2 separate regions of the Homo sapiens genome follow, and region 2 is linked to region 1. A link is a loop called in an ENCODE intact Hi-C map of the cell type or tissue named here. Cell type or tissue: CD4-positive, alpha-beta T cell. All regions are shown on one strand. Links, peaks and the distances in the headings refer to the core of each region. The heading gives the core; the rest is flanking DNA. Region 1 has its middle 34 kb from the start of KICS2. Region 2 has its middle 47 kb from the start of LINC03056.

Region 1 (4,400 bases), core at 86-4,085:
AGGTGAGACCTGTAGAAGAACTGCCCATCCAATCCACAGAATTGTGAGATACAATAAAGGGTTGTGTTAAGCCTCTTTTAAGTTTTTAAGTTTTGCATTTTGACAATATAAAACAGTCAATATTTTCATTTATCATTATACAAAATTATGCATTATACCAATGTTTGCATAATTCCAAATTATTATTATTATTATTTTTTGAGACAGGGTCTCGCTTTGTCACTCAGACTGGAGTGCATGGAGTGCATGGAGTGTAGTGGCACGATCTCAGCTCACCACAGCCTTGAATTTCTGGGCTCAAGCAATCCTCCCATCTCAGCCCCCTGAGTAGCTAGGACTACAGGCATGTGCCTCCATGCCCAGATAATATTTACTTTTTTTTTTTTTTTTGTAGAGACAGGGTTTCACCATGTTGCCCAGGCTGGTCTCAAACTCCTAGAATCAAGTGATCTGCCCACCTCAGCTTCCCAAAGTCCTGGGATTTCAAGTGTTAGCTGCTGCACCCGGCCGGTAATTCCAAATTAAATAATGCACCAACATCAGGTCATTCTAAACAATCCAAGTGTTTTTGTCTATATGCTCTTCCAGCTCTTTTTTCCTATATCACTAAAATCATAATATAGATTTTTTTCCTCTTGTCACTTTGAGTGGATTTGATAATATTCCACAGTTTTCTAGTTCCTTAGAAATAGGATTTAGTGAGCTATGATGGCGCCATTGCACTCTATCCTGGCAGACAGACTGAGACCGTCTAACCAACCAACCAAATAACAACAACAAAAAAAATGTGTTTACATACAGCAGGGTCCATGTCATTCTTGTCCCTTCCCGGGGAGAGGCCCTGGGAATCATACAGCACAAACAATAGTTGAGCACACAAGAAAATCAAGCATTGGGCCAGGTGTGGCGGCTCAGGCCTGTAATCCCAGCACTTTGGAAGGTTGAGGCGGGTGGATCACTTGAGGTCAGGAGTTTGACACCAGCCTGGCCAACATGGTGAAACCCCGTCTCTACTAAAAATACAAAAATTAGCCGGGCGTGGCATCGCGTGCTTGTAATCCGAGCTACTCGGGAGGCTGAGACAGGAGAATCACTTGAACCCGGAAGGCGGAGGTTGCAGTGAGCCAAGGTCATGCCACTGCACTCCAGCCTGGGTGACAAAGTGAGACTCTATCTCAAAAAAAAAAAAAAAAAAAAAAAAAAGACAATCAAGCATTAATGGAATATGATGTACACCAACTAGACTGGGATTGTTCCATCCCTCATCCCTTCCTTCTTCCAGCCAGCCCCTAGAAGGGACTGGGGGAAAGTTTTATAAAGCTGGGAAAAGACAAGGTCTTTGGAGGTTTATTGGTTATACATCGTAGAGATTTCCAGGTATGAGTAGACCTTGGGTGGAAGAGGTTTTTCTTTTTTTTCCATTTTATTTTTCCTGGTCTTCTTTTTCTTTTTTGTTGCCTTCTACTTAGAAGGTGATTTTGACTCTGGAGACTCTGGTGACTTTGACTTTGGAATTACTGGCCTGGCACAGTGGCTAACATTTGTAATCCCAGCACTTTGGGAAGCCGAGGCAAGTGGATTGCTTGAATTCAGGAGCTCAAGAGCAGCCTGGGCAACATGGTGATGCCCTGGAGAGCTAAGGACTATAGGTTGAGCAAGAGAAAAGAATGCAAGGTCTTCTTTTTTTTTTTTTTTTTTTTGAGACGGAGTCTCGCATTGTTGCTGGAGCGCAGTGGTGCGATCCCCGCTCACTGCAAGCTCCGCCTCCCGGGTTCACGCCATTCTCCTGCCTCAGCCTCCCGAGTAGCTGGGACTACAGGCGCCAAACAACACGCCCGGCTCATTTTTAGAATGCAAGGTCTTCTTAATATTTGCCCTAAGATTCTGAAAGAGGCAAAGAGGACGTTTAAGTTTCTAGGTGGTCCACTCCTTTGAAGGCCGCAGGATGGGTGTGGGGTTTCAGGACAGAAAGTGTGCCTATAAATAAAGCTGTTAAATTTGGCGGAAGCACGAATCCTCTTCCCTTCTCTTTCCTCTTTCTACTTCTGATGGTGATGGGGACAGAGTAGACTGTGGATATGGGATTTTTCATTTGTTTCACCAACAAGGAGGGTGGGACGGAAGAAGGAGGGTGTAAATCAAGTGATAGAGGGCTACTCTCAATACTGTTTCAAGTAAGATTTATATGGGTTTTGGTGGGTTGTCCTGCAACATCTGCCATTATTTACAACTTTGTTTCTACAGGGAAATTATTCTGTCTTCCACACAGCTGACCTACAAAATGAATTTGGAAAGGATACAAAGGAGTAGTTATTTTACTTCTATTAGCAACTATCACCACCAGAGGGCATAGTTGGATTAGGAAGAGAAAGAAAGGCAAAACTTTGGTCTAACCTATGGAATATTGATTTTTTTTAATTGTGAAAAATTCATATTGAGATGTACCCTCTTAACAAAATTTTAAGTGTATATGATTGTTACCTATATGCACATTGTTGTACAGCATATCTCTAGAAAGGTCTCATCTAGCATGACTGAAATCCTATACCCATCAAACTGCAACTAACTTTCCCCTCTCCAAAAACACCATTTTAGTTTGTATGAGTTTGACTCCTTTAGATGCCTCATGTAAGAAGAATCAGGCAGTGTTGTTGTTGTTTTTGAGATGGGCTTATTTCACTTAGCATAATGTCTTCCAAATTCTTGTTGCAGCATGTGACAGGATTTCCTTCTCTTTTTAACACCTTCATTTATAGGTCAGCTATGTGGAAGACAGAATAATTTCCCCGTAGAAATAAATAATGGCAGATATTGCAGGACAGCTCTGCTGAATAATATTCCATTGTCTGTATATACCACATTTTCTTTATCCATTCATCCACTGACGGACATTCAGATTTTTTCTACCTCTCGGCTATTGTGAATAATACAGCAATGAACATGGGAGTACAAATATCTTTTCAAGATCCTGTTTTGATTCAATTCTTTTGAATAAATACCAGAAGTGGTATTGCTAGATCATACAACACTTCAATTTTTAATTTTTTGGAGAAACTTTCATACTGTTTTCCATATGGCTGCAGCATTTTACATTCCCACCAACAGTGTACACATGTTGAAATTTCTCCATATCCTCAACGCTTATTTTATGTATTTTTGGTAATGGCCATGCTAACAAGTGTGAGGTGATATCTCACTGTAGTTTTGACTTTCATTTCCCTGATGATTAGTGACACTGGGCATCATGTGTGTATGTGTGTGTATGTGTATTTGAGATACAGTCTTGCTTTGTCACCCATGCTGGAGCATGGCCCACTGCAGTCTTGACCTCCTGAGCTCAAGCAATCCACCTCAGCCTCCCGAGTAGCTGGACTACGTGTGTGCCACTACAACCTAATTTTAAAAAAGTTTTTGTTTTGTAGAGACGATGTCTCACTATGTTGCTCAGGCTGGTCTTGAACTTCTGGGCTCAAGCGATCTGCCTGCCTCAGCCTCCCAAGTGTTGGGATTACAGGCATGAACCACCATGACTGGCTCTGGGCATCTTTTTATAAACCTGTTGGCTATTTGTATGTCTACTTTGGAGGAATGTCTATTCAGATCCTTTGCCCATTTTCAAATCAGGTTATTGGTATTTTTGCTATTAAATTCAATGAGTTTCTTACATATTTTGGATATTAACCCCTTATCTGATACATGGTTTGCAAACATTTTCTCTCATTCCATAGGTTGCCTTTTCACTCTGTTGGTTATTTCTTTTGCTGCATGGAAGCTTTTTAGTTTGATGTAGTCTCGTGTCTATTTTTCCTTTTATTACTTATGCTTTCGGTGTTGTATCAGCACTGATTCTTATACTTTAAAAATTCCTTCAGGCTGGGCGTGGTGGCTCATGCCTGTAATCCCAGCACTTTGGGAGGCTGAGGTGGCAGGATCACCTGAGCCCAGGAGTCTGAGACCAGCCTGCGCATCATAGTGAGACCCCACATCTATAAAACAAATAAAAAATAAAAATTTCTGCAAACCTTCAAAATTAAATCATTTTTGCTGTCATGCTTCTATAATACATACTAACATAAATGTACATGTAAGAAAACTTATTGTATTCTTATAAAATCAACAAATTTATAATCTAAAAGTTTATTAAATTAATGCAAATTAATATCAATATGATGCATGATGTTTTCCTGAAAATACATTTCTTTTTGCAAAGTGAATATAGTAAAATGCTACAATACACTCTTGAATTCAGCATCCTTCTGTGATCATGTTCCACTTTTCTCTTTCTGAAACACTACAAGTCTTTATTTACAGGCCATGCATCTTTCTGTGTTTCACTTGGCTTGAACATTTCACTATGGTAAAGTCTACCTCTGTTCTCTCTTTGACCGGAGACAAAGTTC
Region 2 (4,400 bases), core at 239-4,238, 840 kb after region 1:
TTATGAAGGTCAACTTCACAAGCACTTCTACATGAGTTGAAGTTTAATTGGGCAACTGTTGTTTCTAATTTTCCACAGGGTTGCTTTTAATCCTTCAGTATTTTTTTTCTGTTTTCCATTCTACTTTAGCACTATGCACAATGTAGGAGTAAATTTTTTTGTAATGGTGGAGTTGTTTCCTATATCACACCATCTGGGGTTTAAAGTAAGATTCCAAAGTAGAATAAAAAAGCATCTCCCAAGGTCAAGCTCCATGCTCCAATTTCAAGGCTTCTTTGGCCTGCCAATGACCTATGGCATATTAATGCCCTCTCTGCACCTCTGCATTTTTGTGGTGTCTCAGACCATCTACATGGACATCAGAAATGGACATTTCTTTTGTTCTTGAAACATGCAGGGCCTGGGGGAAATTCTGTAGTCTTCCCTCTTTTCTGTGCCCTATTCAGGAAAGGGACATGGATCTTATTTTCCTAAGTCTTCAGATCTGTCTAGGGTCCTATAACCTCTGACATCCCACTTTGACTTTCTCTGGGAAAGGCGTAGAGTCCCTGCAATTTTCTAAACTTTTTGTTTCCTCTCTGATTCTTTCCTTCCTTGTCAGATACACAACAGTTCAGGCATTTATCCTTGGTTGAAACCATCTTGTTTAGTTTTATGTTGACTTGTCTACTGTCAGTCTCTCATCACTAGAAACTAAAGTCCATGAGATCAAGACTTCTACCTCATTCACTTCAATATTCCCAGTGCCTAGAACAGTAGCTAGCACACAGCAGGCACTCCAAATATTTTTGAATAAATGAATGGATTAGGGGCCATTTTATTTAGTCGTAGATAGGATGACTTAAAGAGAACAAACCGGATCAATCAACTGACCAGATGAATTTAAGCAACGTTATCAAGTTCCTTTGACACTAGTTTTATTTCAGAGAGTGATGTAATGTAATTTCCATGGATACAGAGGGTACCAATCTCTTTTTGAAAAAGGAATATCCAAGTGACAGGAATATCCCAGAGTGAAAAGTGTTAGATGTGTGCCAGTGGGGGAAGGAAAGGAAGGACATTTAGGGGAAAACAACTGTGGTTATATTCAAAGATGAAATGTCTTAAGCCCTCAGTTATTACCCAGAGCAGGATTCTGAATCATGAGAAACTGTTCTCAGCTGAATATTCTGCTATAGCTAAGAAGGGCAACAAAACTGTAACCCTGATCAGAACCTTTACTGGAAAGTACACATAAACATGTGCAAATCTCCTTTCAAATAATGAAATAATGGCAAGTACAAGGAGTTGAGGTTAGGTTTAGTGGCTACTACTAGAAACTCCTTGGGCAACCTTGATTTCTGCAATTCAAGAAACTTATGATATTGTTGGATAGGGTCAAGAAAAGTGACAATTACAATTATCTCTTTGATTCAAGACAGTGTGCCTGAAGGGGTTGTTCAATGAAGACTGACTTCAAATATTAGGGTCTTTAGTGAAGAGAGTTGAGAGGAACCAAGAAAGACTAGGAAATATAAATAAAGCCAAAATAATGATAACAGAAAAAGGAAATGAAAATATATTAAGCACTAATGCTAAGCTAGTTGCTTATATAATCAAATTTAATATTCACAACAGCTTCATAAGCCAAGACACTATTATTGTCATTTCACAGAGGAAGACATTGGGACTAAGAAATGGTAAGCAATTTCCTAGACTCACACCCCAGATCTGACTTCAGAGCCTCTGTTCATTCCATTTTTAATGATTGATTCATCAAATCTTGTTATATCTGAACTAGTATATTTGCAGGACACCTTAAAATGAAGGAGAAATAAGTTTAGGACAAATAGATTAGAACTACTTCTAATGGCTATTAGTGTGATATGACTTGTGATGTAAATGAGCCAAAGATAATGCTATAGTTTGAATGTGTCCTCCAATTTCATGTGCTGGAAACTTAATCCCTAGTGCAACAGTTTTTAGAGGTGGCACCTTTAAGAGGTGATTAGGTTATGAAGGCTTTGCCCTCATGAGTGGATTAATGCTGTTATTTGGTTGGTTATCAAGGGGGTGTGTTCCTAATAAAAGGATGAGTTTGGCTTCCTTCTTTCTCTCTCTCTCTCTCACCATGTTATGACACAGCAACGAGGCTCTCACTATATGTGGACCCTCAATCGTGAACTTCCCAGCCTCCAGAATAATGAGGCAAATACATTTCTGTTCATTATAAATCACCCAGTCTGTAGTATTTTGTTATAGCAGCACAAATAGACTAAGACAGATAGCTTCTGTATATTGATCACTTGGCTATTTAATATTTCTTTAGTGCAGGCTGAGCAGCAGAGCAAATTCTAATATTTACACATCCAACTGTTTGAAACAAACACCAAATAGCACATTTTTAGCCATTTAGAGCCTGCCTGTTTCGAATATTCTGTGAAACTGTGCCCAATGTCTGCTAGCAAATTGTAAGATAAGCCTGGAGCCATAAAGACCGTAAGCTACAGTCCCTTTGGAACTCTGTATTTGGAGAGTCCCTGTTGTGCTGCTGACATTGCCTAGACACATAACCACCTATTTAATTTCCCTCTTCCTCTAGAGTTCCCTTGCTCTCCTCCCTTTGTGAGTAGTTATCAAGCTGTAGCCTCCAGATAGACTCCTGCTGTGAGGGACTTCCTCACCATGTAAATCCGTCAAAGTGAAGTGCTGCTCAGTAAAGATGTGTGTGCTACTGCCACCTCGTGGTCACATGTTTTTTCTTGATCAGCCCAGCCCGCAGATTTCTAGAACCCCCTACGTGAATGAAAATGTTTTTTAAAAAATGTCTTGATCTTGATTGATATCTGAGCCACTCCTGATTATTGGGGAAACTACACCATTTGGGAAGCTCCTTTATCTTAAGGAATTGATGTCAAGAAGACTAATCATACTCAAAAGCAGCTTTTAAAAAATAAAGTAAAATAGGTTACTTAAAGTTAAGCCTTCTCAGAAACTTTAATATGTGTATCCTTTCCATGGCTCTCAAAAGACCTCTAAACATTGACCTAAAGTATGTTTAATAAGAAATTATCTCTTATTATTATCAGAAAGTGGGTCTTAGTGTTGGAGACCAGAATATGCCACCCCAAAATATGCTTCTTTGGCTTAAGAATTATTTTGAGTTAATTCTTTGGAGAAACTATAGACACAGGAGAAGCTTAAAAACAGAGCAGAAGTTACCATTTGTAAGAGAAATTTACATCTATAAGGGAAATCTCCATTTGTAAGGGAGTTTCCTCTTTGCACTAGCAAGAGAAAGATGGCTCTAAATCACTAGACATTCTTACCTATGAAGAAGGCACTGACTTAAATCTGCCCAATGTAATAAATAAAGTTTCAGTGCCACAAAAGAAATGCACTCAAATATAAAATTTTCTTTTTAATTCTCAGCAAGGCAATGTGCTTCTATAGAAGGGTGCGCCCTTACAGATGGAGCAATGGTGAGCGCACACTTGGACAAGGGAGGGGAAGGGGTTCTTATCCCTGACACACATGGCCCCTGCTGCTGTGTTGTTCCTCTATTGGCTAGGGTTAGACCGCAGAGGCTAAACTAATTCCGACTGGCTAATTTAAAGAGAGTGACTGGGTAAGTTGTTTGGCGGGAAAAATGGTTATGGCAGAGCAGGAAATCAGAATGAGTCTGGGCGGAGAATGAGCAGGTAATTGGAATGAGTCAGGGTGGAGTAGGCAATCAGAATGAGTCAGAGTGGAGCAGGTAATCGGAATGAGTCAGAGTGGAGCAGGGAATTGGAATGAGTCGGGGTGGAACTGGTAATGGGAATGAGTTAGGGTGGAGCAGGTCATCGAAAAAGGTTGCTTTATGAGGAAGTTAAGTTTAAAAGTAGAAGACAAATAATTGAACATACTGACATATTGATTCCTTGAAGAGAAATTTAGAACTCATATCTAACACTAACAAAACTTACATTGGTTTACTCTGCTTTTCCTGGTCACCTCCCCATAACTAGTACCATAAACACCTTTCTTTCAGCTAAAGATGGTATTTAAGGCTGAATTCAAAGCCACCTTTTTGAGATTTTCTCATTTCTTTATCTCCCGTGTATACATGAGATATATAAGATAATAAACTTTTTTTCCTCTTGTTAATTTGTCTTTGGTTATAAGGATCTGTCCCAATTAAGAAATATGAAGAGTAGAGGGAAACTTACTTCTTTCTCCCCTGTGCTGGTCAGGGCTTAAGTCTGAGCTAAGGAGATTATTTTTTTTTTTCATTTCACAACCTTGTTGATCCATCTCATTGAATGTTCCTTTCTGGATGCCTTCATAGCTCTACACAGGCACCTTGAAGTGCAGGGAAAGCCAACATTTCTAAATAAGTTTTAGAAAAAAGAAATTCCTTATGCTCTAGAGTATATATC

Evidence for each region. A loop is a pair of places that touch in the nucleus more often than their neighbours do. Peaks named below come from ENCODE experiments on the same cell type or tissue, not always from the same donor. Only the 100,000 strongest peaks of a DNase experiment are listed, where the experiment ranks them.
Region 2: a loop joins it to region 1, with 8 times the contacts of the local background. A loop is called at or near these places in 9 of 110 quality-filtered maps.

Annotation. Positions count from the first base shown.
Region 1 is chr12:64,254,305-64,258,704 of GRCh38, reverse strand. No RefSeq gene overlaps it. Among named protein-coding and RNA genes, the nearest start is that of KICS2, 34 kb to the right of the region's middle. In CD4-positive, alpha-beta T cell, for the core only: CTCF peaks have their summits at 2,138 and 2,339 (motif pointing right); a DNase peak (open chromatin) is centred at 2,344.
Region 2 is chr12:63,418,632-63,423,031 of GRCh38, reverse strand. No RefSeq gene overlaps it. Among named protein-coding and RNA genes, the nearest start is that of LINC03056, 47 kb to the right of the region's middle. RefSeq lists silencers at 2,635-2,694, 2,755-2,804 and an enhancer at 3,329-4,400. In CD4-positive, alpha-beta T cell, for the core only: no CTCF peak of the experiment used is centred there; a DNase peak (open chromatin) is centred at 2,701.